Linked DNA regions of Homo sapiens: region 2 is linked to region 1. Evidence: chromatin contacts called from ENCODE Hi-C or POLR2A ChIA-PET data. All regions are on one chromosome and are shown on one strand. Each heading gives the region's core, a stretch centred on a gene start or an enhancer-like site at or near the end of the contact. The rest is flanking DNA. Distances are from core to core; before and after follow the strand shown. Region 1 overlaps FHL2 (four and a half LIM domains 2). Region 2 has its middle 35 kb from the start of ECRG4.

The links. Hi-C counts contacts between places; a loop is a spot of excess contacts on that map. ChIA-PET counts read pairs that join two places held with the same protein, here RNA polymerase II (POLR2A). Pooled maps may share reads with other maps.
Region 2: a loop to region 1 is called in a map of sigmoid colon, with 2.5 times the contacts of the local background. The contact joins two enhancer-like sites. A Hi-C loop is called at or near these places in 1 of 168 maps with a recorded cell type or tissue (sigmoid colon) and 1 of 50 pooled maps. POLR2A ChIA-PET finds 5 or more read pairs at or near these places in 1 of 52 experiments (BJ).

What each region holds. Positions count from the first base shown.
Region 1 is chr2:105,371,916-105,375,064 of GRCh38, reverse strand. FHL2 (four and a half LIM domains 2) reads left to right here. Exons shown (of 7, transcript NM_001318895.3): 4 at 1,332-1,506. It also overlaps a transcript of C2orf49 not described here. Among named protein-coding and RNA genes, the nearest start is that of FHL2, 26 kb to the left of the region's middle. RefSeq lists an enhancer at 891-1,170. Within about 2 kb of position 1,469, at least 21 of the 41 ENCODE cell types and tissues checked have a DNase peak (open chromatin) inside an H3K27ac peak, as active enhancers do; they include sigmoid colon, where a contact is called at or near this core.
Region 2 is chr2:106,029,342-106,032,413 of GRCh38, reverse strand. No RefSeq gene overlaps it. Among named protein-coding and RNA genes, the nearest start is that of ECRG4, 35 kb to the left of the region's middle. Within about 2 kb of position 1,818, at least 18 of the 41 ENCODE cell types and tissues checked have a DNase peak (open chromatin) inside an H3K27ac peak, as active enhancers do; they include sigmoid colon, where a contact is called at or near this core.

The sequences.
Region 1 (3,149 bases), core at 220-2,719:
ATCAAGGCCAAGATCCATGTCTTCACATCCTACATTCAGCATAACTCCAGCTTCGACTTCGGTTTCAGTAACAGAGACATCGTGGGCAGGCTCTTCTTCAGGGCCATCGCGTGAACAGCCCTCCTGTGCCCTGTTCAGGATACCTACCAACTGGAAGCCTGCCCAGGAAACCGTGCAGAGCCTAATACTCTGTTTCTGCCTCATGTATAAATGGATGATGATTTGGGGTCAGAGCTGGGAACACAAAGACAGCAATAGAAACATATCCTTTCTAAGATAAAGCTGGGCATAAAGAGATTGTTATTTTAATTTTGTGTTGGCACTTTAAAAATGCCGTATGTCATTTTTAAAAGGCAAATATGGAGGGTTCTCTTATTCCTCAGGCAAGATGAAGCCAAGTGTGGAGTCGAGTTTTCTGCGGGGCTCCTTTCTCTCCCTCATCTTTTACTCAAAAGCACACGTCTGTCTTCTCAGGGCCTCTCTCATGTGTGCTCAGTTTTTGTCTCACTTCTCCCACCCTCACGCCCCTCCACTCCCACATCCTTACCCGTCCCCCAGTCTGAGCACTTCACTCTCCTGTTGAAAAGCAGCTGTCCACTGCCTTCAGGATCAATGGAATCTCTACACAGACATAAAAGGCAAAAAGGCAGCCATATCTTCCAGTCCAGCCAGGCCGGGGGGCCCTCCCACCTCGCCCCTGGCCTGTGGTCCCTCCAATCTGACATGCCCCCCGTCCCCAGATCTTCTGTGTCTGTGCTCTTTCTCTGCCTGAAATTCCCTTCCTCCCCCAGCTCACGGCCACCCACAGAGGTAGCACCCACACACACAGTCTCTCCTGACCGTCTCCCACCAAACAGTCCTTGGGCCTCCTGTGAACATCCCGACACCCAGAGCCTCTCTGCCATGCCGGTGACCACAGTGATCTGAGTTGGGCAGGGCTCCCTCAGCCAAGGATGTCCTGCAGTCTGTTTCTCTGTCACCGGATGTGGTGTGAGACGAATTGATAGGTGTTCATGTTTTCTGTTTCTCTTTCTTGCAGGCAATACATAAGGGAAATCCCTTTGTTTTTTAGAAGCATCTCTCACACACAGACATGTGCATACATGCACATCTGTCTAACCTGTTGCTCTAAAATGCAGCAAGAGAAAAGCAGCCTAGTCTTAATTGATTTCAGCAGTTAGGTGGTCCTGGGGCATGAATGTGGGTGCGCCAGGGTGCCTCGGCCCAACTTCTTTCCTTGTTTGCCCTGCAGATTCGCAAGGGGCCCCTATGCTGTGGGTCCAAGCCCTCCTGTCCTGCCTCTGACTGTCTTGTGTGGTCTGGCCCCACAGGACTTGTCTTACAAGGACCGGCACTGGCATGAAGCCTGTTTCCACTGCTCGCAGTGCAGAAACTCACTGGTGGACAAGCCCTTTGCTGCCAAGGAGGACCAGCTGCTCTGTACAGACTGCTATTCCAACGAGTACTCATCCAAGTGCCAGGAATGCAAGAAGACCATCATGCCAGGTCAGGAGGCACTCCTTTCTCATGCGTGAGCCAGTCTAGCTTCAAGCCTTGTGCACGTTCCTCTGACCCCCTGTTCACATTGACTTGGTTCCAGACACTCGTGTTGACTTTCCAGTTTGACCTTGAACTGCAGAGGAGTATTTAGAGTACTTACGAAGCAGGGACATACAGGTTCTATCATGGGCAGTAACGGGATCTTTTTGCTGTGCACGTGGGGCAGTGTTATGCAGTCAAATTGTTAGAGTAAGAAAATGGTGGGTATCCCCCTTAAAAATACATCTCCTGCATCAGCCCCCACTCTCCCACCACCATAGATAGTTTCTCTTTTCTTCCCTTCTACCTGCTGAATTTGTACTCATTCAGTTATTTCACCAAGTGTGCATGGTGCCCTTGCGTGCCAGGCACTGGGCTCGAGCTGAGCATTCGTAGGGTGTGAGCCGAGGTGCACCTGGTCCTCTGCCCTTGTAGAGTTGGTGTTCTAGACGGACAGTCAAAAAGGGCACAGCCGCAACTGGGCCAGGTGCCGAGGATGGCAATAAAGGTGCCTTGTGTGTTGATGGGACTGTGTCCCTCATGGTTTTTTTGTGTGTGTATGTGGGGGGAGTTATTTGTTTTGTTTTGTTTTTTATGTAGGAGAGCAGAATCTTTTATTTTAAAAAGCAAAGTGGACAAAAATATGTGGAATTTCAAAATACAGAAAGAAGCTGGGTGCGGTGGCTTATACCTGTAATTCCAGTACTTTGGGAGGCTGAGGTGGGTGGATCACTTGAGGTCAGGAGTTTGAAATCGGCCTGGCCAATGTGGTTCAGTGGTGCAATCTTGACTCACTGCAACCTCTGCCTCCCAGGTTCAAGAGATTCTTCTGCCTTAGCCTCCTAAGTAGCTGAGACTACAGGCGTGCACCACCACACCTGGCTAATTTTTGTATTTTTAGTAGAGATGGGGTTTCATCATGTTGGTTTGCTTTGTTTTTGATAATAAAGAAATACTGAAGAGACTGACATATGGGAAATAGTTTAGAAATATATGTAGGATGCCAGGTGTGGTGGCTCACCCCTGTAATCCCAGCACTTTGCAAGGCTAAGGAGGGCGGATCACGAGGTCAGGAGTTTGAGACCAGCCAGGCTAACATGGTAAAACGCTGTCTCTACTAAAAATACAAAAAATTAGCCGGGCATAGTGGCGGGCGTCTGTAGTCCCAGCTACTCGGGAGGCTGAGGCAGGAGAATGGCCTGAACCCAGGAGATGGAGCTTGCAGTGAGCTGAGATCACGCCACTGCACTCCAGCCTGGGTGACAGAGTGAGACTCCGTCTCAAAAAAAAAAGAAAGTTATGTAGGATAAGGAATAATCATTTTTTAAAAAGGCAAGGAGGTAATCTGACCTTTGGTAAGATGGTTTCTTACTGCCACTACATTTCTCTGGTTAATATAACTTTAAAACAACTGTGACACACTATGACAGGGAAGAAAAATGCCCAGGCTGACACAGTCCCAGCCCTGTTGGCAGCTGTAAGGGAAAACAGCTGGAAGGGCTGCATGGTGACTTTAGATGGGGCAGCTCCAGGCAAGAAGGCCTCTTCTAAGATCATGTGGATCCTGCAGAGGCTGGAAACTCGGGCCCCAGTGCTGTGCGACAGTGCAA
Region 2 (3,072 bases), core at 569-3,068, 660 kb before region 1:
GCTGGAAGCCATTATCCTCAGTGAATTAACACAGGAACAGAAAACCAAACACCACATGTTCTCACTCATAAGTGGGAGCTAAACTTTGGGTACTCATGGACAAAACAATGGCAACAATAGAAACTGGGGAAGAAACTGAGGCAGCAAGTGTTGAAAAACTATTGGGTACTATGCTCAGTACCTGGATGGTGGGATCAATTGTACCCCAAGTCTAAGCATCACACATGTATACTCATATAACAAACCTGCATATATGCCCCCTGAATCTAAAATAAAAGTCTAAATTACGGCCGAGTGTGGTGACTCACGCCTGTAATCCCAGCACTTTGGGAGGCTGAGATGGGCAGATCACTTGAGGTCAGGAATTTGAGACCAGCCTGGACAACATGGTGAAACCCCGTCTCTACTAAAATACACACAAAAAATTAGGTGGGCGTGGTGGCTGATGCCTGAAATCCCAGCTACTCTGGAGGCTGGGGCAGGAGAATCGCTTGAACCTAGAGGCAGAGGTTGTGGTGAGCCAGCCGAGATTGGGCCACTGCACTCCAGCCAGGGTGACAGAGCGAGACTCTGTCTCAAAAAAAAAAAAAAAAGTCTAAATTATTTTTTTAAAAGATATTTTTTCAAGGCCAAAAGTCTTAATGGAAACAGCAGCAACTGATTCCTCAGTGTACCTGAATCCATGGACTTTGTTAGTATGTAAACAGAAGTGTCCAGTTGCTTAAGGCCTGTAAGGAAATAATAAAGTGAACAGAGAATGGGGGAGAATACAAGATCAGCTTTCGTCAGAGCAAAAAATAATTTTTTAATACTTCATTAAAATAATTAGGCCAAGCATGGTGACTCACGCCTGTAATCCCAGCACTTTGGGAGACTGAGGCGGGTGGATTGCTTGAGCCCAGGAGTTTCAGACCACCCTGGACAACATGGTGAAACCCTGTCTCTACAAAAAAAAATACAAAAATTAGTGGGGCGTGCTGGCACATACCTGTCATCCTAGCTACTTAGGAGGCTCAGGCAGGAGTATTGCTTGAGCCCAGGAGGCAGAGGTTACAGTGAGCTGAGATCATGCCATTGCACTGTAGCCTGGGTGACAGAGTGAGACCCTATCTCAAAAAAATAATAATCACAGTTAAGAGAAACGCAGGTAAAGAGGCAAAAACCTGTTACTGATGGGATGCATTGGGAGATGGTGTGGAATTCCCACTGGGTACAGCACCATTTGTTTATGAACAAAGATTCAAAGGTAAAAGTCCACCTTCCATCTCTCATGAACTATTTCACAATTACAACGTTCCATGTAGTGTGATGCAAGTTTTCAACACCCTGATGCTGAGAGCAGCTGGCTGGGGGTGGAGTGGGAGGGGAAGACGAGTGGGGACTGGAAGGGACAGTCCCCGCCAGTCCCACACTCATCTCGCTGAGTAAAGATGAGCCCCTAAGCCACGGGGGCCTCTGCTTGGCTAGTTGCTCTGCCAGCCCATTAATACTCGACTACTTAGTACAGGGGCCCGGACAGGGACAGTGCCACCCCAGGCCTGGACAGCACAATGCCAGGTAGTGCTTCTACTGTGCTGTGCCTGATTCACAGGCCTGATGGCTTCTCCAGGAGTCCCATCCTGAAGGCACGAGCTAGTCTATTTCAGGCAAGTTCTTCCTGTTTTCCAGCAGTCTCTGACTTACTTGGCTCCCCTCCCTCCTTCCTTACATTCCAGGCACAGATCTGTTTACACAACTGTACTTGATCTGAGAGAACAGTAGATGCCAGAAAAGGAAGCGCAAGCTCCCGCAGCTCCCCAGCACCCCTGCCTTCTTCCTCACCCACCCTTCCCTTCCCGCTCTTTCCCCTCTCCCCTTCCTCCTTGCCTTACTCACTGTTCATAAAATCTTTGGATCAGCCACAGAATCACATTCTGCAGCTTGAATCAAGATCTCCGGTCTCAGAGGAGACAACGCTGCACCCTCTGCTGACCTAGAAAATCTCCCCATCCTTCCTGTACATGGCATGTCTATTTTTAAAAGCCAGGAATAATTTTCTATTCCAGAATTTTCAATTGCAGTTTTTAAAATCTACCTAAAATGACACGGATGGATCTCAAAGTATCATGTTATATATGAAAGAAACCAGACGTTCAAAAGTACACTGTATGATTCTATTTTATATGAAGTTCAAGAACAGGCAAAACGAAGCCATGGTGATAGAGGTCGGAACCGTGGTTAAACCTGGAGTGTGGGGTATTGGCTGGAAGAAACGCAAAGACACATTCTGGATGTGGGAAATGTTTCATATCTTGATCAGGGTTGTGGTTACATGAGGGGTGTGTGTGTGTGTGTGTGTGTGTGTGTGTGTGTGTGCGCCTAAAAAGTCATCAAGCTGTACACTACATTGTGCACTTTGTATAAATTATATCTCAAAAAAGTACAGGAAAAAAGTTTCCCTGAAGTGAATGGACTAAACTGTGAATGCTGAGTGCAAAATAATAGATAGAAATCCCCCAGAGCCCTTCATTGAACAGAAGCCCAGAGAGGCTAAATGGCTTGCCTGCAGACACACAGCCAGTTAGGGCCAGACTCTGATAAGAGGCAACAGAATATGCTGCCTAGTTCCCTATGGCTGGGATAATTTCTTCTATCTAGGTAGTTTTCTTATTTTCAAAGGGAAGTTTTAAGGCATTTTCTTACTGGAAGGGGGTTGATCAGATTACAGCACCTGGACCCATCTATTCCATGAGATGTAGGTCAGAGTATGCTTAACACCTCATTCTACAATCTGTGGATGTCCACACCCTGCCCAAGATTTTTGCTGGGAAAATTGGAGTGGTGGGGTGTGTCAGGATTTACTCCTTCTCCTGTTCATATACTGTCAGGTCCCAAATCTCTGTTCTTCTCAGACTAAAAAGAAAAAAAAATACAGCTTCTTCTTTGATTTCCACATAGAGTCACAGAGCAGATATTTATCATGCATTTTAATCCAGCCTTCCTAGATTTGAGACCTTGAACACCTGGGAGTCTCTGTGGAGCTGGTTTGCTGTGCTAGCCTCTCTTGCCTCCAGGGCTCAGGCAAGTCTCCCA